2 separate regions of the Homo sapiens genome follow, and region 2 is linked to region 1. Evidence: chromatin loops called from intact Hi-C (ENCODE). Cell type or tissue: ovary. All regions are shown on one strand. Links, peaks and the distances in the headings refer to the core of each region. The heading gives the core; the rest is flanking DNA.

Region 1 (11,272 bases), core at 2,440-6,439:
GACATTATGCAAATAGCTCTGCCTCTGTGAACCTTAGTTTCCTCACCTGTCACATGGCAGCAACAACATCTGCCTTGTTTAGCTCACAAGGGTGTCTGAGGAAAAACAAGCTCCCTGTTTCACAGATGAGGAAACTAAGAATCAGCTGGGTGGTGGAACAAGCCCTGACCTAAGAGCCAAGGGGCCTGGAACTAAGTACTCTCCCTGCTGCTGGCTGGGCAAGTGCTTGTAACCTCTTTGGGTCTCAGTTTCTCTTTTTGTAAAATGAAAGGGCCAGTTTAAATGATCTCTGACAGCCCTTCCAACACTAACATTCTAGATTTCTCTGAGAAAAGCCCAAGTGGTGTTAAAAGTAAGACGTTTTAGTTCTCTGACAATCTCATGGGCTCAGTAAGATGAAATCTAAGTGGGATCATGTATGTACCCAGCTCTTGGTAGATTCTAGAGGGAAGACCAAAAGCATCTGTGGTTCTTTCTGTCCTTGTCTTTGGTGGATGGCTTGGCTCTGTTAATCTTCCTTCCTGGTCCTTGTTTGAATGTAAGCTGAAAGCTCATTCCGTCTGCTTCTCTCTATGCTTTTGCTTTCTGCCGGCAGGACAAGCACCTTAATCCTCTAGACCTGCCTGTCACTGTAAGTAACACCATTATGTGGAAAGGGCCCTGGCTCTTCCAGGTGGGGAAGTCAAACCTGGGCAAAAATCTCATGGTCTGATCTAGATGTTCAGGGCATGCCAAGACCCAGGGAAAGTTTGTGTGCTGTGAATCTCCTTTGTCAGGACACTTAGGGAAGTACTGCAGATGAGAGTCACAGAAAGGATTAAGGGGGTACATGCCCCAGGGAGTATGGCCCCAGCCTTCCTTTGAAACTTGCCTTTGCATGGGTCTGTGGTTCAACTAGGGAAGACCAGACTCAGAAACAGCTGTGACTCAGCACATCAAGAAGCTTATCCACCATGATCAAGTGGGCTTCATCCCTGGGATGCAAGGCTGGTTCAACATATGCAAATCAATAAAAGTAATCCAGCATATAAACAGAACCAAAGACAAAAACCACATGATTATCTCAATAGATGCAGAAAAGGCCTTTGACAAAATTCAACAACCTTCATGCTAAAAACTCTCAATAAATTAGGTATTGATGGGACGTATCTCAAAATAATAAGAGCTATCTATGACAAACCCACAGCCAATATCATACTGAATGGACAAAAACTGGAAGTATTCCCTTTGAAAACTGGCACAAGACAGGGATGCCCTCTCTCACCACTCCTGTTCAACATAGTGTTGGAAGTTCTCGCCAGGGCAATCAGGCAGGAGAAATAAATAAAGGGCATTCAATTAGGAAAAGAGGAAGTCAAATTGTCCCTGTTTGCAGATGACATGATTGGATATTTAGAAAACCCCATCATCTCAGCCCCAAATCTCCTTAAGCTGATAAGCAACTTCAGCAAAGTCTCAGGATACAAAATCAGTGTGCAAAAATCACAAGCATTCTTATACACAAATAACAGACAAACAGAGAGCCAAATCATGAGTGAACTCCCATTCACAATTGCTTCAAAGAGAATACAATACCTAGGAATCCAACTTACAAGGGATGTGAAGGACCTCTTCAAGGAGAACTACAAACCACTGTTCAATGAAATAAAAGAGGATACAAACAAATGGAAGAACATTCCATGCTCATGGATAGGAAGAATCAATATCATGAAAATGGACATACTGCCCAACGTAATTTATAGATTAAATGGCATCCCCATCAAGCTACCAATGACTTTCTTCACAGAATTGGAAAAAACTACTTTAAAGTTCATATGGAACCAAAAAAGAGCCTGCATTTCCAAGACAATCCTAAGCCAAAAGAACAAAGCTGGAGGCATCATGCCACCTGACTTCAAACTATACTACAAGGCTACAGTAACCAAAACAGCATGGTACTGGTACCAAAACAGAGAAATAGACCAATGGAACAGAACAGAGCCCTCAGAAATAATGCCACACATCTACAACCATCTGATCTTTGACAAACCTGACAAAAACAAGAAATGGGGAAAGGATTCCGTATTTAGTAAATGGTGCTGGGAAAACTGGCTAGCCATATGTAGAAAGCTGAAACCGGATCCCTTCCTTACACCTTATACAAAAATTAATTCAAGATGGATTAAAGACTTACATGTTAGACCTAAAACCATAAAAACCCTAGAAGAAAACCTAGGCAATACCATTCAGGATGTAGGCATGGGCAAGGACTTCATTTCTAAAACACCAAAAGCGATGGCAACAAAAGCCAAAATTGACAAATGGGATCTAATGAAACTAAAGAGCTTCTGCACAGCAAAAGAAACTACCATCAGAGTGAACAGGCAACCTACAGAATGGGAGAAAATTTTCACAACCTACTCATCTGACAAAGGGCTAATATCCAGAATCTACAATGAACTCAAACAAATTTACAAGAAAAAAACAAACAACCCCATCAACAAGTGGGCGAAGGATATGAACAGACACTTCTCAAAAGAAGACATTTATGCAGCCAAAAAACACATGAAAAAATGCTCATCGTCACTGGCCATCAGAGAAATGCAAATCAAAACCACAATGAGATACCATCTCACACCAGTTAGAATGGTGATCATTAAAAAGTCAGGAAACAACAGGTGCTGGAGAGGATGTGGAGAAATAGGAACACTTTTACACTGTTGGTGGGACTGTAAACTAGTTCAACCATTGTGGAAGACAGTGTGGCGATTCCTCAGGGATCTAGAACTAGAAATACCATTTGACCCAGCCATCCCATTACTGGGTATATACCCAAAGGATTATAAATCATGCTGCTATAAAGACACATGCACACGTATGTTTATTGCAGCACTATTCACAATAGCAAAGACTTGGAACCAACCCAAATGTCCACCAATTATAGATTGGATTAAGAAAATATGGCACGTATACACCATGGAATACTATGCAGCCATAAAAAATGATGAGTTCATGTCGTTTGTAGGGACATGGATGAAGCTGGAAACCATCATTCTCAGCAAACTATTGCAAGAACAAAAAACCAAACACCGCATGTTCTCACTCATAGATGGGAATTGAACAATTAGAACACTTGGACACAGGAAGGGGAACATCACACACCGGGGCCTGTTGTGGGGTGGGGGAAGGGAGGAGGGATAGCATTAGGAGATATACCTAATGTAAATGATGAGTTAATGGGTGCAGCACACCAACATGGCACATGTATACGTATGTAACCTGTATGTAACATTGTGTATATGTACCCTAGAACTTAAAGTATAATTAAAAAAAAAAAAACAGCTGTGACTTTGATCTAGACAATACCATGGATGCGTCACCTTCTTACTTGCTTTAGCGGAGTAAAGCAAGCTTTTGCTTTACAAAAGCTTTACAGAGAAGCTTTTGGTCTTAAGACCTTTGTATTCTGGCTGCAGACCACTGTCAATTACACATTTTGTGAGTTGTCCATAGCAAGATTTAATCTCAGTTGACCTCCTAGGGTTAACCAAAGAAGTTTCTAGGCCACTATCCTCCTCTGCCAGCCAGTATGTATTCATTGAATGCGAAGTAAAATTTAATGTTCCTGGCAGCATCAGCCATTTGGAAAGTGGCTAGAAATCCAGAAGTGAGAGAGAGGGGCCTTTCAGCTCTGAGAAGAATGACACAGAGCTCACAGATACTACTCCGTAGGAGAGGTGTGACAGCTCCCTCAGGCCCATTGATTTAGGATTCTCTATAAAATTAAATGAAGGCAGCAGTTTAGGAAATGAAGTCATAGTAATTAACATTAGTAAGAAGTGATGGGCAACATTGGAAGGAGGAGACAGAAGAATTATGAAAAGCTGTCAGAAGAATTAAAGGCATTGTAATCTGGGACCATTTTGTTTATGGGAAAAGAGCTTCACATCTCAATAGCTCCTCAGGGTATCACAGTGTCACAACACAGAATAATCACTGATGTTCTTTTTGATGAAGCCGACTCCTTAGCACTGACTAAATTATAATCACTGTAGTCACTTCAGAAATAAAGAAATGTATATATCTTTAAAAGATTTGCATAAGAATGGTCAAAATAATGGTTCTGAGAGAACCCTTAAAGCTTTGCTCCCTGGAAGATTGATTTATGTAGGATACTTGATTTCCTGGGTGGGCTAAATAAATAAAGCATAACTGTCAAAATCTGGATCAAATATTATAAAAAAGGTGAGCCTGTTATAAAAAATTACCCAAAGCGCCTGACCCATTGTTCTCTAAGCCAGTTAGAACTGAATCCTAGACTACTTACTGTTGTAGAGCGTCCAGGCCCCAGCCCGTCTGCTGTAGGGTGGGACGGGGTTGCTGGACCAAAGTCCCTCTTTGTTTGGAGTCAGTGCTTCACCAGAGTTCCTTCTAGCCTTAGCGGTGGGGTCTGCCTGGCATGATGCGTGTGGCTTGGAAACCATCATGCTGCTCTGTGTCCATGTGCAATGTCCTTGTGACACAAGCGTCTCATTTTCAAGCAGTCCACATCTCTTTTTGAAGACAGTGCAGTTGATTGTGCCGTTAGGAAGGGAAATCCTATTTGAATTAATTTGCACTCACAAAAATGGGGAATGTTTCAGAGTGTAAAATACATTTGATGGTCAGTGGATTTTCATTCATTCACCCACTTTTCATTTGGGAGGAAAAAAATTTAAGAAAGTGAAAAAGGACCGGAGTTACGACATCAGCTTCCTCTCGATAGTACCGACGCACAGAGGAACCTAATCAATAGGTAAATACCTCTCGAACTGAAGAGCTTTTTCCTGTGATCCTCTGTGAGCAAAGTTGCCTTGAGGCAGCCATCTCGCCAGCAATTGAAGCGCCTCCAGGGAGGGACCAAAGACAGCTCTACTGTTTGTAGCCCTGCAAATCTAGAATTTTTATCCAGAGGGAATATGTTAAAATAGGCATGAAAAGGGAAAGTAACTCATCCAGCTGACACTGATTAAAAACCTGAATTGTTTAGGGCACTGACAGAACTAAGTAATCAAATGTATTTGCTCTCAAAGACCTTCTGGGCCGGTAGGAAAGACTAGTGATCATAGTGCGGTGTGATCCAGGTTTGTGGTCTGGGAAAGGATGGAGGAGGAACAGTAAGTTCTGTCTTGAAGTGTTTCTGGAAACATTTAGAGGAATGTCTTCAGACGAGCCTTGGAGGATGAGTAGGCAGACTAGGAATAACAGGAATTTCAGCCAGAGGGTGGCTAGAACCCAGAAGGAGTGTGTCGATTAGGCACAGGGCAAGGAGCAAGTGGGTGAGGAGGCTGGAGAGGTAGCGAGGACCAGATCAGGAAAGGCCTTAGTCTCATTCCTAAGGACAGCTGAGGGCATTTAATTAAGTTGGTGAAATATCTAGATTTGCATTTTAGAAAGAGCACAGGAAAGACCTGTGTAGCTAATGGGTCCCTGAGGGAGGAGAGCAGAGCAGGAGTTGGCAGGTGGATCTGGAAAGAGGTGTAAATCCCTGTTACCGCCTGTGGGGTGGAGTAGGGCCAATGTTGGGAGGTGGGGCCAGTGGGAGTGGAGGAGGAGAGCCAAGGATCTGAATTAAAAGGAGGCAACTTTGGCCAGGCGCAGTGGCTCACGCCTGTAATCCCAGCACTTTGGGAGGCCGAGGCAGGAGGATTGCCTGAGGTCAGGAGTTTGAGACCAGCCCGACTGACATGGTGAAACCTCGTCTCTAATAAAAATGCAAAAATTAGCTAGGTGTGGTGGCAGACACCTGTAATCTCAGCTACTCAGGAGGCTGAGGTGGGAGAATTGCTTGAACCCTGGAGGCAGAGGTTGCAGTGAGCCGAGACTGGGCCATTGCACTCTAGCCTAGACAACAAGAGTGAAACTCCATTTCAAAGAAAAAAGAGGCAAGTTTATCAATTGTCAGAAACAAGGGAAACCTGTGAGACCACAGTGAAGGGAATAAAATGAAAAATTAGAAGATTAGAAGTCAAGTGTAAGATTTAAGCTAAAGATGGACTTAGGAGTCAGCAAGCCCCTCCTCTGCCATTTTCCAATCTTTGATCTTGAGCAATTCACGTAACTTCTCTAGACTTCAATTTGCTCATCTGGATATGAGGACTAAGTGAGCCAGTGTATATACCACGCTTAGCAGGGTGCCTGGCACTCAGTAAGCCACTTTTTCCATTTTTTTCCCCTAAACACTTAATAGGAAACTTTTTTTTTTTTTTGAGACGGAGTTTCGCTCGTTGCCCAGGCTGGAGTGCAATGGTGTGATCTTGGCTTACTGCAACCTCCACCTCACAGGTTCAAGCCGTTCTTCTGCCTCAGCCTCCCGAGTAGCTGGGGGTTATAGGCATGCGCCACCACTCCGGGCTAATTTTGTATTTTTAGTAGAGACGGGGTTTCACTGTGTTAGTCAGAAGATCTCTATCTCCTGACCTCGTGATCCACCTGCCTCTGCCTCCCAAAGTGCTGGGATTACAGGCATGAGCCACTGCGCCCGGCCCAAATATTTCATTTTCAAGGCTGGAGGAGTTTGAGGGCTCATGGATATTTCCTGCTGTTTACTGGGGAGAAATATATTGGATGAGCTCATTACAAATTTCTATAATTATAATCTCTAAAAACTTAAAGTAGTTAATGCTAATTTACTTTAATCGTTATCAGACTGTATTTATAGCGACAGATTTTAGGATTCACAGATTTTAGTATAGACAATTCAAGCTGGGCACAATTGTATGCGCCTGTAGCCCCAGTTACTTGGGAGGCTGTGGCTGGAGGATTGCATGAATCTAGGAGTTCAAGGCCAGCCTGGGCAACATGGTGGGACCCCATATCTCTCTCTCTCTTTTTTTTTTTTTTGAGATGGAGTCTGTCTGTTGCCCAGGCTGGAGTGCAGTGGTGCGATCTTGACTCACTGCAACCTCTGCCTCCTGGTTCAAGCAATTCTCATGCCTCAGCCTCCCGAGTAACTGGGGTTACAGGCATGAGCCACTGCAGCTGGCTAATTTTTGTAGAAAGATACAGAACAATTCCAGTTTCCCAAAAAATGACCTTGTGCTGCTTTTTTCTTAGGCAAACCACCCTCCATCCCAGTCCCTGGCAATCACTGATGTCTTCTCTGCCCCTATAGCTTTAGCTTTTCCAGAATGTCATATAAATGTGATCATACTGCATATAATCTTTGCAGCTGGTTTCTTTCACTTAATACAGTGCAGTTGAGGTTCATCCATGTCACTGCATGTATCAGTAGTTCATTACTGCAGAGTACTGTTTCATTATGTAGATGTACCACAGTTTCTTTATTCATGTACACATTGAAGGACATGTGAACTGTTTTCGGTTTTTGACTATAGGTTAAATATCCCTTATCCAAGATGCTTGAGACCAGAAGTGTTTCAGATTTCAGTGTTTTAGGATCTTGCAATATTTGTATATACATAATGAGATAGCTTGGGGATGGGACCCAAGTCTAAGCACAAAATTTATTTATGTTTCATATACACCTTGTATAAAATAAGGCGAAGGTAATTTCATACAATATTTTAAATATTTTCAGTGCATGAAACAAAGTTTGTGTTAAGTACTTACGTGTGGAATTTTCCACTTGCATCATGTCAGTGCTCAAAAAGTTTTGGATTTGGGAGCATTACAGATTTCAGATTTTTGGATTTGGGATACTCAATCTGTATTATAACTAAATATTGCTATCAATTTTTGTGTACAAGATTCTCTGTGAACTTAAGTTTTTATTTCATTAGGATACTTAGAAGTAGGATGGTTGAGGCATATATGATAGGTATGTATTGAACATTTTAATGAAACTGCCAAACTGTTTTCCAGGATTCCTGTGCCATTTCTGCATTTCCACTAGCAATGTATGAAAAACTTCAATTGCTTCACATACTCACCATTTTTCATGCTAGTCATTCTAATAAGTTCATAGTTATAGTCAGTATGATTTTAATTTGCACTACTGTAATGATTATGATATTGAGCATCCTTGCATTTATTTATTTGACAGATACTTTTTTTGGTGAAATGTCTGTTTAAATATTTTGTTCATTAAAATTTTTTTTCTTAATTTTGAGTTTTGAGAGTTCTTTATATATTCTGGGTACAAATATTTTCTCTGAGTATGTGGCTTGTCTTTTCTTACAGTGTCCTTCACAGAGGAGAAATTTTAATTTTGATGAAGTTTACTGATATTCAGTTGTATAATACATTTTGGGTTAATTTTTGCATATGGAGTGAGGAATGAGTGTAAGTTAACATTTTTGCATGCGGATATTCAGTTGTTCCAGCATCATTTGGTGATATGATTATCCTTTTTCCAATGTTGCCTTTGCACCTTTATCGTAAACTAATTGACTATATTTCTGAACTCTAGTTTGTTTCCTCATTCTGTGTGTCTCATTTTGTCAATACTACATTGTTTTGATCACTGTAGTTTTTGTATGTCTTAAAATTATTGTGTGATTCTTGCATATCCCCCCAAAATTGTTTTGCATTTTCTAGTTTTTTTTTTTTTACCTTTCCATAGAAATTTTAAACTTAGTTTATATCTACAAAATATCCTGTTGGGATTTTGATTGAAGTTGCATTGAGTCTATAGATCAATTTGGGGAGAATTGATGACTAACTTGAGTCTTACTACATGAACATGGAATGTCTCTTCATTATATGTTTAAAAAGTTTTATTTTATCACTATTTTAGAGTGTTAATGTACAGATTCTGTAGATGTTTTGTTAGGGTGAAAGCAATACTTCTTTGTTGTTGTTATGGTTGGAGCTATTGAAAAGTAGTACTTTAAAAAGGATTTATTTTCCATTTGTTCATTATTGGTATATTGAAATATACTAGATCTTGCTAAACTCACTTATAAGTTATAGAAACTTTTTTTTGTAAATTCCTTGGGATTTTCTACATAGATCATCATGCCATCTGCAAATATTTCTCTCATTCAAATCTAAATGTCATTTATTTATTTTTCTTATACTGGCTACAGCTTTCAGTAAAATATTGAATCATGGGTGATAAGAGTGGACATCCTTGCTTTCTTCCCAGTTTCTGGGGAAACACCTAGTCTTTCATCATTAAGTATGATGCTAGCTGTAGGTTTTTTTCTGCTTGCCTTTTTTCAGATTGAGGACGTCTCTTTTATTCCTAGGTTGCTGAGAGTTTTTATTATGAATGTATGTTGAATTTTGTAAAATGCTTTTTTATTAGTAATTGATATGGTTATGTGATTTTTCTTGTTTCATCCGTTAATTATGATGAATTACACTGATTGCTTTTCAAATGTTGAATCAGCCTTGAATTCCTGGGGTAAACCTCACTTGGTCATAATGTTTTATTCCTTTAATATATTCTGGATCAATGTGCTTATATTTTGTTGAGGAGTCTTTGCATCTGTATTCCTAAGGTATATTGTCTATACCTCCTTGTCTTGTATAACTAAGTGACTTGGACCTTTTTGATGTCTATAAATGCTTACTTAATGATAGTTCCTTCAAATTGAGCGGTTACAGTACAGCTTACCTCTCCCTTAATTTTGCCTTGTTTTGTTTTTTGTTTTGGTTGAGTGGTATCTTAGTATGTTTGGGCTGCTATAACAAGGTACCTTAGACTGGGTAATGTATAAATAATGGAAATTTATTGCTCACCATTCTGGAGGCTGGGAAGTCCAAGATCAAGGCACTAGAAGATTTGGTGTCTAGTGTGGGCCCATTTGTCACAGATAGTGTCTTCTTTGTGTCCTTACATGTTGGAAAGGGTAAATAAACTCACTCAGGCCTCTTTTATAAGGGTACTAACCTCATTCATGAGGGTGTAGTCCTTATGACCTACTTACCTCCCAAAGGCTCCACCTCTTAACATTATTACATTGGAGATTAAATTTAACATATGATTGGGGGCAAGCAAAAACATTCAGACCATAGCAGGTAAAATCAGAGCATTTCAACCCGGCATGGTGGCTCACACCTGTAATCCCAGCACTTTGGGAGGCCAAGGCGGGCAGATCACGAGGTCAGGAGATCGAGACCATCCTGGCTAACACGGTAAAAATCCATCTCTACTAAAAATACAAAAAACTAGCCGGGCATGGTGGCACGAGCCTGTAGTCCCAGTTACTTGAGAGGCTGAAGCAGGATAATTGCTTGAACCCAGGAAGCGGAGGTTGCAGTAAGGCGAGATTGCACCACTGTACTCTAGCCTGGGCACAGAGTGAGACTCGGTCTCCAAAAAAAGTTTTTATCAGCTGAAATGTTTTTGATTTTCCTTTTTTGTTGTCTTTATATATGAAATAGGTTTGTATGGATAGCTTTATATGAAACTTGCCTCCTATTTTCTGTATTTTTTGAAATACTTTAAATTATCCTTGGTTAATGTGATATTCCATATGGAAGAGATCAGAGGTTTCAGTTGTTTCTAGAACTCTTACTTTCTTAGTTCTTTAGTTCTTTTCTTAGTTATTGATATTTATATATCAAGAGAATCACCACTTTATTCAAAAAATGTGCTGCAAATACATTCTCTAGTTTATGTGTTTTTCTATATAGTGTTTTATTTCTATGTGGCATTTAATGTTTTTTGTATTTACATTTCTCACGCTTATTTTGTTCTTTCTGATAAATTATTTATGAACATTTTCCCCAGTCTGAGATTGAAATATGTATATATGTACGTATATATGTTTGTATTCCTACCTGCCATGGCCTATTCTAGATCTTAAATCTTAGATTTGTTTGGTGTTTATTTTGAAGTAGGACATGAGATAGGCTCCAACATGCATATGTACTCGGTCTGTTAATTTTGTGTGGATCAATATCTAGTGGACCTTTCTTTGTTTACATCACTTTGTGTTTCAAATTACACTCAGGTGCTTCAGATAGTCTGTCAGTTTTTTCTCCTGAGTTCTCTCTGGGGGTCTCTGACCAGCTTCCACACAGATGGGCTGCTCTCTGTCTGGTGAAGGCTGTCACCTTGGAATCATCCTGGGATTCCCTTTGCCACTTTCCTTTTTTCAATATTCTCAATTTCCTTTTTTTATTTCCTCATGGTGAGTGTTGAGGGTATTCAGTGGAGTTGATGGTATGATACATGATTTTGGAAAGATAACGAAAAGCCAGACCATGAAGAACCTCATATGCCACGAGTTTTAGCTTCTTTTTAATGGTAGTGTAACTATTGAGAATATTTTATAGGTGAGTTATATTTGCTCTTATAGAGGATCCACTGTGGCTAAAATTTGTAGAATAGATGGAATAA
Region 2 (11,272 bases), core at 4,143-8,142, 430 kb after region 1:
ACAATGTTTACTTTGTGATTTTAATATACCAAATAAGTCCCATATGTCTCTTTTGGGCTTGAGAAAACCTAGTATCTAATAGGATTAACCAGATCAAAAAAGGCTTAATTTAGAATTTAACTTTGGAAAGTTTTTCAAATATCAAAGGTTTAAACACTTGATATTATAAATTAGAAACCCAGGTCATTATAAATTAGAGGGAAAATATTTAGCCATTGATAGAGGGCAGAATCACCTTTCCAAACAAAACCCAATACAAACTCTGTGAGGCCAACTGAATCTGTCTTTTTTTCCCTTCCCTTTTTTTCTTCTGTCATTTATTCAAAAGGCGAACAAAACTCTTTCATTATCCTTTACTATTAGATGAAAATCCTGCTCAAAAGAGGAAGCCAAATTTTACCTTTGCAACAGTGTTCCATTAATTAAACCTGATTCTTAATAAAACCTTATAAACAAATCTATTCAATCTTAATTACTTTAACCATAATGTAAGATTTCAATAAGCCTTATATAACCCTTAAAAATTTTTTGTTAAGCATCAGGTCAACTCTCTAAAAAAAAAAACCATGCTATTCAGACACATGGACCTAGATTCTGGCCCTGCATCAGTGTGCTTTTGTTCTAATGTTTAATTTCCAGAAGAATGAATTAATCCCCTTCAAATCATAGCCAACTTCCTCTTATCTACAGAACTCCCTTTACAAGATCAAAATTTAACAAATTGTTTACAACTTGTTTAAACCTTCGGTTTAGTCCTGTTACTATTTTAGGTTAGGACATCCTTAAAAACCTCTGAAACAGACAAAATTATATCCCCTTTAACAAAATCATATTTCCATGCCTTCTTAAAATCTTTTACCAAAAACACATTCTACTTTCCCTATACACCTTGCATGCAAAACTATTTATTCAGTAGTCTCAAGTACATATTAAGTACATATTAAAATGTTAACTCTTAGCAACTTTTAGTTCTAGTGAAAAATCTGGTAAGTAGCAATTTTAACCATGTATCAGATTGCAGAGCCCAGGACAAGGACCAAGCCACAGGCAATGACACTTTCCAGCCTACCCAAGGGACCTGGCTGACTCCACATGTCACCAGGTCTTACCTAGAATCTAATGGCTATAAAATAGACAAGTCAAATAATTATTAAAACTCATAAAAGCAGTTCATGACCTCAAAGCATCTAGCAAACAGTACCTGACCTGCCTAATTTAAACCAAACATCTAAATGTCGAAGAATTGTTTATTTTATTTACCAATAACCTTTTGAACTGTCTTTATTTTTCAAAGGTTATTAGGGTCATGTGACCTAAAGTCATTCAAGTTTCTATTTTTTCTGACCGGTATGTTTCATTTAAGCACTTATTTTTCTTTAAGCCAAATAATTAGAGCTCTTATATATACAAGTTCACATACACAACACAAATATATAAATACACAGACAGGCAGAAGAAAATCACTAGTTGCACGATTTTTCATTTGCTGGTTTTTAAGTTTCTTAATTGGATTGCTGGCTTCATGGTGGAGCCCTTTGACGAACTGAGAAGGCATGCAGTTTTTTTTTGTTTGTTTGTTTATTTTTTTGAGATGGGAGTCTCGCTCTGTTGCCCAGGCTGGAGTGCAGTGGCGCTATCTCGGCTCACTGCAAGCTCCGCCTCCCGGGTTCACGCTATTCTCCCGCCTCAGCCTCTCGAGTAGCTGGGACTACGGGCGCCCGCCACCACGCCCAGCTAATTTTTTTTTATTTTTAGTAGAGACGGGGTTTCACCATGTTAGCCAGGGTGGTCTCGATCTCCTGACCTTGTGATCTGCCTGCCTCGGCCTCCCAAAGTGCTGGGATTACAGGCGTGAGCCACCATGCCCGGCCCGGCATGCAGTTTTAAGGACGTAACATTTACATACCTGAGAAGGAGGCACTGCTAGAAAGCAGAACAGATTTAAAAAAAAAAATTAAAGACCCCATTTTTATACTGAATCCTGAGTCTCAAAAAAGAGCGAAATGCTACAGAACAAAGTGCAGTGCTTTTACCATGCATCTCACGTCAAGAACATTCCCCCATGGCTGGTGGGCAAAGCCAAGCCAATCAGCCCATTCTGTAATCAGCTCATCCCCCATTCCATACCTTTCAGTTGCCCTAGAGCATTATTTTTTCATTTAAGCATGAGAAGAAAGGAATATCAGCCTACAGTAATGACCATTCACTGTAAGCAACTGCCATTGGTCTTCCCTAAAAACACATCTCCTACCTCACTATTACACACCAAGGCTAAAAGTCCTCTCATAATGCAAAGTAATTTCTGTTGTCCCCCCCAGAGTCAAAAAACGCAGGTAACACGATGCAAAATAGAACAGAGCCTTAGATTTTGAGAGGGATCTGTCCATTTATAATTTCTGGGGTTCCATGAGGAAAACAAAGGTTTCTCCCAAAATAGAGTGTGTGGCACCTACTCTGTTTATCTCAAGGAGTCCCAGACTGTCAGAAATTACCTTAGGTCCTCTAATGTGGGCATCAAAGGTGGCAAGAAAGCAAACGGAATTCGATTGACTGAAAAGAAGAAAAGAAAAAAAAAACACTAAAAAAAAAAAAAGAGATCCAAGAAGAGGAAAAGCATAAAGGCGTTTTAAATTTATATATACAGAGAGAGAGCTGGCTATCAATTTTCAGTTAAGCTGACTTTTTTTTCTTTTTTTTTTGAGACGGAGTCCCACTCTGTCGCCAGGCTGGAGTGCAGTGGCGCAATCTCGACTCACTGCAACCTCCACCTCCCAGGTTCAAGCAATTCTCCTGCCTCAGCCTCCTGAGTAGCTGGGACTACAGGCGCGCACCACCACGCCCAGCTAATTTTTGTGTTTTTAGTGGAGACGGGGTTTCATCATGTTGGCCAGGATGGTCTTGATCTCTTGACCTCGTGATCCGCCCGCCTTGGTCTCCCATAGTGCTGGGATTACAGGCGTGAGCCACGCTGCCTATCCTAGTTAAGCTGACTTTTAACCATAGAGCTTTTTAAAGAAAATCTTTTAAAATCTCTTATTACCAGACTCTAACTGGGACAAATAGCTGATACTTCTGACTTTTAAGCTCTTTTTTTTCCCCAAAAGTTGTGCTCCCAAGTGAGCCCAATAAGCCTTCACTAAAGTTATGACTTAACCACGGATGCGTGAGGTGTCTCCAAAGAGATGGCAAACAATTTTCACAAGGTCCAGAATTGCCCCAGGGTAGCTCAGATAAAAGAAAATTCAAGACAGAAAATCAGAAGCTGTCCCCGGAGGGAAAAACAATCAACAAGAGGCAAAAGTTTCACAACTATGAAAACAGAAATGACTCATTCTCGAATCTAGGAATTGAACCTACCATTCCCATGTGAAAGAGCAAAGCCTAAGCTACTGAGCTGTAGCACAAGGCAACAGCTGGTGCTTTTCCCAGATGGTGTCTAAAGCAGTCATTTTTGAGCTTGCAAAGGATTTTAACTACTCAAGAGAATTAAGGCTAGCCATAATATTATCATGTCCTCTTTTCAGACTCAAGAGTCAAAGCCTTATAATTTAACAGCATGAGAACTTTTAAAGCAACAGACAGTTACATGGAGGCAATAATGTTTTCAAGTCCATAATTTGAATGAACTTTTAGATAACTTTCAAATTAGACAATGTTCTTTTTCTCAATAAGAAGATGTCTTCTTCGGCACATTTGATACAAACCTAGGAAGCAAGAAATCCTAAACTGCTTATCAGATATTAGCATTTTACAGATGAAAACCATTCCACAATTTTGGAACATGTTTCCCGTATAATAACTCTTTCTTAACTGGAAATAACCCAGACATCCAATAACCATTCAAAATGATTTTAAGATTTTCAATTATACAAAAAGTTTACTGACAAGCATTTATATCATTTATATAAACCTAATTTTCCCATTTTTAACCATTTATTATATTACTTCTGAAAACTGATATTTTACACAAGGTCAGTCATTATTTAAAGTTACTTCCATGTTAACCATTTTTAAAGCTTGTGAACATCAGGTGTTTATCTAAGTAAGAATTGTAAAGTTAAATACGTGGGCATTTTGTTGATAACTCAGAAGATTTGGCTGTTTTCATTAAATAATATCAAACGTCTTATAAAAATTATAGAAAGATCTTTCTGTTTGGGGCTGGGTCTGTATTTTGTATGTTGGCAATTCTCAAGACATTTCTCATATTATTTTACCAATAATTTTAAAGTCAGCTTATTTATTAAAGATTTTACTTAAGTCACGTGAACTTGTAAAGCACTGGGGCTTATTCACTTAATTTATGAATACTCCTTAACTTTCCTATAGCTTCTATTTCAGAACTCTAGCCATAAGATATCAATACAAACTCACCAGTTTCCAAAAAAAAAAAAAAAAAAAAAAGTTGGATCCAAACAGTGGTTTTATCATTGCACCAGCAGAAAAGTAACAGCAGATTTAAAGCATGCAGAAAAGAAAACAGAGAAAGCTGTAGCCTGGCCGACCTCTGCATAAGAACCAACTTCTACAAGTAGAGTGTGAGAAAGAAAAGAGGGGAACAAAAATACTCAAGCAACCAACAGGAAATTCTGGAGCCTTCCAGCCCCTAGAAAGTGTGGGGTGACTGCCCCACCATTCTCATTTATCTTCCATCAGGAAGTCTCAGTACCCCAGGTGGGCAGCTCTCCCAGATGATCAGGAGGGTGAAACTGGAGGTGGAGAGTACAGGAGGAATCAAGGCACACACACAAAGTAATCTATCAACACATGCAAACAAATAGCATGCTTCCAAATGAGTCCGCAGTCAAGGGGTTGGGTGAGGTCCTAAATCCTGCTCCCTAGGTCCAAATGTCTCCATAGACAGCTGAGTCCAAGCTGAGCAAAGCTCCTATGGTACTGCACAGGCAGACAAATACAAATGCTCAAATGGTGTCACCAGCAGCCAAGTCTTAAGTACAGCAGGTCCCCAACAACACCTCAAAAGAGGCAGAGAGTGGTCGGGGGCATTCTGACCAACTTAATCCATTCCAAAGTTTGCCCATTTTTTTGGAGGTCACTTTCTTTGTACCAGCAAAGTGTTGAAGGCAGCAGACATTTATAGGAGTTAAGAATAAATTACTTAGGCAGATAGTAAAGGTATAGGAGTCCTTGGTAAGGCTTTTCTTTTTAATGAAAACCAGCTCCAAGTTATTTTCCTTTCTAATGAGGATCAGCCTGTAAAATCGAGCGGCAGACATAGATACCAGCAGTTGTGCCAATCATGTTCAAGATGGCAGCTCCATCTTCCTTTCTCTTTGTCAGCCAAGTTTACAGTAAGAAGAAAACAAGATGGCACCCATCAACTGGAAAGTCCATTTGCATAGTAAGATTAGGGTGCCTATAAAATTTGTTGTGGCCTGTCCCCTCCCCGCTTTTTGGATGTCTCTCTCTCTCTCTCTCTCTCTGTCTCTCAGAGCTGCTCTCCTCTCTCCTTTCTTCTATTAAACTTTCCACTCCTTAACCCACTCACATGTGTCTCTGTCTTGAATTCTTTCTCAGGGCAAGACAACAAACCCCAGGGTATATACCCCAGACAATGTAGCTGTTTCAGTACATACCCCTAGACAACGTAGCCATTTCAATATCATGTCAGGAGTCAAAAGGGAGTTTTCCCAAAAACAAAAGCATTTTTGGCACTTTTGTCTGATTTATCCTCTTTGGAATGGGGATATCTACCTAATGCCTGTACCACCATCATATCTTCGAAGTAAATAACTTGTTTTTGATCTTACAGGCTCATAGGTGGAAGGAATCTACCTTGAGTCTCCGATGAGATTTTGGACTTTTGAGGTGATGCTGAGAGGAATTAAGACTTTGAGTACTGGCAAGGCAAAATTGTATTTTGCAATGTGAGGAAAACATGAGATTTGGAGGGCCGGGGTGGAATGATAAAATCTGGATGTGTGTCCTTTCCAAATCTCATGTAAAATGGGACCTCCAATGTTGGAGGTGGGCCTAGTGGTAGCTGTTTGAGTTATGAGGGTGGACCCCTTATTAATGGTTTAGCCTTTCTAGCCAGTGGACACCCTCCCTTGGGCCCCCTCATGTTGAGTGTGAGCACACACTTGTGAAGCAGGTCAGCCAGCTCCCTATGCTTTTTTTTTTCTTTCTTTTGAGACAGAGTCTTGCTCTGTCGCTCAGGCTGGAATGCAGTGGCCCAATCTTGGCTCACTGCAAGCTCCATCTCCCAGGTTCACGCCGTTCTCCCATCTCAGCCTCCCAAGTAGCTGGGACTACAGGCGCCAGCCACCACACCTGGCTAATTTTTTGTTTTTGTATTTTTAGTGGAGACAGGGTTTCACCGTGTTAGCCACGATGGTCTCAATCTCCTGACCTCGTGATCCACCGGCCTCGGCCTCCCAAAGTGCTGGGATTACGGGGTGAGCCACCATGCCCGGTCAACCAGCTCCATATGCTTTTATCTCCCCCTGTTTTAAACAGCAACTATTTTGACTGCCTGTTCCAATTTTCTATTAAACCATTACTCCTAGGATGATATGCAACATGATGTGTTCATTTGATGTGACATCTTTGCCCCTTGTTGCATGCTATCGGTTTGATTTGACAAAATGTAACTTGAGGTCCCAAATTGGTACAGTAGCTGCTGTTCTGATTCTTTAATAGTATTTTGAGCATTTGCGTCTACAACCAGGTATGCAGAACACAGCAGGGTAAAAATCTATTCCTGTCAGGACAAATTTACAGCCCCCAGAACTATTGGCATTGGTCCAATGTAATCAACTTGCCAGCTATGTGCTTCTCCCTGGGTGACCTTCCCCATAGCCATCTTTGGTCTCTGTTTCTCTTGCTGGCACACAGAATAGTTCTTGCTGTCATTTTGTGCCTCAGCTTGTATAAGAGTAACATGTCTGGATTCAGCCATCCCTGCATTGCTGCAGCATCCCCACCCCCATGTTCACTCATTCCATGGATCTCAGGGGAGCACGTCAAAGGGTCCACTTGGTGGTTCCAATCACTCGGCAAACCTGGAAAGGAGTTCTCTTGATGGGCATTAACAAGTCTTACTGTAATGCCCCCTTAAATTCACAGAAAGACTTTCATAGGGCTATGGCCCATGCAGGCATCCCTTTAATGGTCCAGTTCTCCATCACCCAGCTACCTGACCATATGATCAGGATTTGGGCTCTGCCCACGAGTCTGTAAAAACCCAAACATTGGAGCCTGTGCCATTGTTAATGTCTTCCATCACTGCTAGGAAAAAAGCATGCAATTCAGCCTATTGAGCTGATTTATTCTCATCTTCAATCAGAGCCTTTCCACCCGCTGGTCTTTAGGCTGCAACTTTCCGAACAAGATGTTGTGTGTTCATCATGTAACCGCCATTTTTAAACCAAGCAACAGCTTGTTAGTCAATCAAAAGCTGTTCTTCAGGTTCTGTTGATCCAGCAGCTCCTCTGAGGGTTCCAAAGTTGGTCCTGGGGGAAAAGGTGCCATCTGCTCGGGAATATGATGGTTTTCTCCTTTCATTCTCCAGTAGTATGCTTCTGTTTGAGCCATTTCCTTTTTATCATGGAAATCTTCTGGACACTGCCTTCCTTACTAGAGTGTTTCTCTGATATCACCCAAAATATGGATTTCTCAGGTTTCATGATTATTTTGTGTCCTTCAGTCATTGAGGCAGTCTCAACTGATGCCCAATAGCAAGCTAGCAATTATCTTTCAAATAGTGTGTGCCAGGTAGCAGCATCTGGAAATTTCCTGGCCCCAAATCCCCTCAGTCCTTGCAGGAAGAGATCACAGGCTTTTGACATAAGCTCCAGTCTGCGTAAGTGTCAGTGGTAGATACTTCCAAAATCATTTCTGAGTGGACATTAAGAGAGAGTCCACGCCATATGGACTGCACAGATAGGCCACAGTAATCCCCTGTCAGTCACAGTGTGACTTCCTGCTCTAAACCCACCAGTTGGGACTCCCCACAGGAAACCTGCCTAGCGATGCCATGGATCCCAGGAAAGGCTTTGGCTCACAGGTCATTTGCTCTTTCTGTCTCTTGCTCTCCTCACACTGGTTGAGTTCCCTGCAGCCCCTGTGGACAGCCCTAACCTCTCTGGGATTTGTAAGTAACAAATTACTGCATTTCATGGCTTTTGGTTTCCCTTCCTCATTATGTCTCACCTGACCCACACACCCAAACTGAACTCCACCTCTGCCCCTTGTCAGGACTTCCCTAGAGGTAACCATCTTGGCTTATTACCACTGTCAACAAAGAAACTTCAAGGTCAAGTTGGAAAGAAACCATAACAATAAAGATCATAAAAATGGGTGCAGCGGACAGGGTACGTGGTCAGGACCACAAGAAAGGAAACAGAATGCTGGTAAGTTGCACATCACTTCCCAGCTGGCTCTCCTGCCTGTGTAACACCATCCAGATGGTTCTGCTGCTTGCTGACTTGCATCTGTGCTTCTGTGCACCATCCCTTGTTGCATCTGTCCAGTGTGACCAAGACTTCCGACTATAAACTGTGGCTTTTAAAAAACTGAGTCCTCTCCAAGATCTACAAATTGCCAGCCTTAGCACTGCAAGAGGGGCAACCATAGTTGCTGTCATTCCCCTAAATGGGAACTACTGGTCAGAATCAAGGTAGCTAAACTATTCAAAGGTCCCAATTTGTGTCATAAAGTTCTGGGAGAAGAAATTGGCAACCCCTACCTTGGTGCTGAGGCTATTGGGCACAGACACCAGGTGCTTGGCAAAACCTAGACACAGAAGCTGGGAGACTCCCATGTATTAGAGCCCAGTGTTGGTGGATGGTGTATTCGCACCATCCAATAAGTGGGGCCCCCTCCACAGGAATCCATGAACTTCCACAGGCAGTGGTGCTGCTAGGCTCTGCGAGCCTTATGTCACTGTTTTTCCTTGCTTCCGTAGCTCCTTGCAGCCTATTCAATGCAATGCAGACACCCTAGAGAGGGAGGTGGCTGCCTACAAATGGGGCTGATGGAAACCACAAATGGAGACCACTGATCACAACAGGGACCACCTGGGACCCACCAGAAGCTTGTCAGATAAACATTCAAAGAGAAAGGAAAAAAAATAGCCACTTAAAGATATAAGCCCTTATAAGGTTTTATTTAAAAATTGGGGGAAAAAAGAAGAAAAGGGGCTGATAGCTGGGGAAAGAATGTTGCTAAGAGACACTGGGTCATTTTCTCTTCCCTCTTTTATCAGCCAGAGACAGAACTAGGAATCATGGTTTCAAGTGGCTAAAAACCTAAAACAGAAAACAAGACAAACAAACAAAAAAAGATTGCCACTTCATGTGATTACAAGTCAGAAAAAAAAAATAAGAAGATGAACTTTAAGTACGGAACAAATACCAGTAAGGCAAATATAATAATAGCCCTAGATCATATCCCTAGACACAGAGGGGAAAGTAAAAGATCAATGCATAAATTGTGTATACATATATTTTAATATACATATATAATAAATTAATAACTTGTATATATAAAATATAAATTTAAAGAAATTTTTATAATTTTATCCAACTGGAAACAGGATTTTATATAAGTAATTCACATAACAAAAAGATAAAATGGGACACTGATAGGCTTTTGTGCCTCTATGACATAGATTCTAACTCACCTTTAACAACTGCTAAAATGCACCAACTGATAAAAAAATTAATGGACTTAATACTGTGGCATAAATTAAAAATCAATAGACACTCCTGTTAGTGCTTTCAAAAAAAGAAAAAAAACCCTTTTATGGCAAAGGCTTTGACAACCTCTTCCCAGGCCTCCTGGAGTCTCTGAACCACTTATAATGGTCATTAATTGCCCCAGGCTTCTAATGGAAGAAATTGCCTCTCTCAGCCTCGTGCTATACACCATTAAAACAACAAATGACTGGCTGGAAATAGAGGCTTTCACAGAACAGATCCTGAGCCTGTGACCTTCCACATCCAGCTGCCCATTATCCTTTGGTTCACGGAAACAGCCCTGACAAGCTCAGCATGGCTACAGAGGCCTCCTAAAGAGAGGGTGGAGCGAAACCTGGGCCCTCTGATATATGCACCTGTGGACGGAGACTCTTCCCTGTCCTCTATCCCTTGTCAGATGCCAGGGTATTAGATATGGCTATCCTTTCCCCACACCTCTTTACCATCTGGGAAGCCCCTTGGGATTCACTGAGTGAATAGCAATGGAAGTTTGTACACTAGGCAGATAGCACTGATGAACATTCTATGTGGTGAGGCTAAGGGGAGAGCTGCTGCTTCCCATCCCTTAGCCAGGATGTCTCTGATAAATGATGGGACAAAAACCAACAGACTTGGACCAAGTTCAGGCAGTCATCTTAGCACTGGATGCCCTGACGAAGTGATGACCCCATCCTCATGTTTATCATAAACTATTAGGCCATTACTTAAAAATTGTTCTCTCCAAGGTAAAAAAAACAAAACAAAACACAAAAACACTTTAGTAATCTTTTGCCTGATGGACACCCAAAATATAAATAAAAATCACATCTCCACCTATAACAAGGCCACAATACAAAACTTTGCCAGGACATCCCTTTTTCCCTTCAGAGTTACAGGCTTTGTTGGTACTAACCAAGACACACATAGCACTTCTTAGAACACACCATGCTGGGCTCTTGAGGAAGGCACTCAATAGACCTTCCATGTCCCTGATACGAACCAGTAACTGCTTTAACTGAGAGACAGAATAGTCTCCTCAAACAACTTCTTTTCAAATTCCAGTACAACAAATAAACCTCTAAACTTCTCTATCTTAACTCTCTGACCTTAACCTATCATTATACATTTTTGATCTTGTCCCTGTCCCACAAGGATTGGAGGTGAGATCAAGGGCACATTCTCTCCTAGGAATGATTAACCATAGACTCACAACTAGGCAGCTGCTCATCTGATATGGGATCCATTTGAACCTAAACTTCCACCAGAAACAAAAGCCCTGTTGGGTGCAACTATACACCATTCTATTAACTCCTGGTGTTATTACTACCAATTTGAGCACTTTCATTGGTTTGCAATCTGGTGACCCGACTGTGAACCAAGTAAGATTGTAAACTAACGTAAGAGTGGGTACACACTTTAAAAGGATACCCTAGTCCCACATCCCAGATGACATCACCCTGGCCCAAAATCCCACCCCTGATGACGACATCAACCTCAGACAATATTGCTCCAACCAAAGACCCTGTCATTGCAGATGACTTCGCCCTCTGCATGGAAATAATTTCACCTGA

The links. A loop is a pair of places that touch in the nucleus more often than their neighbours do. Peaks named below come from ENCODE experiments on the same cell type or tissue, not always from the same donor. Only the 100,000 strongest peaks of a DNase experiment are listed, where the experiment ranks them.
Region 2: it touches region 1 in a loop (4-fold over the local background); 1 of 110 quality-filtered maps calls a loop at or near these places.

What each region holds. Positions count from the first base shown.
Region 1 is chr15:23,095,945-23,107,216 of GRCh38, forward strand. No RefSeq gene overlaps it. Among named protein-coding and RNA genes, the nearest start is that of GOLGA6L1, 35 kb to the right of the region's middle. In ovary, for the core only: no CTCF peak of the experiment used is centred there; a DNase peak (open chromatin) is centred at 4,374.
Region 2 is chr15:23,528,924-23,540,195 of GRCh38, forward strand. No RefSeq gene overlaps it. Among named protein-coding and RNA genes, the nearest start is that of MIR4508, 28 kb to the right of the region's middle. In ovary, for the core only: no CTCF peak of the experiment used is centred there; no DNase peak of the experiment used is centred there.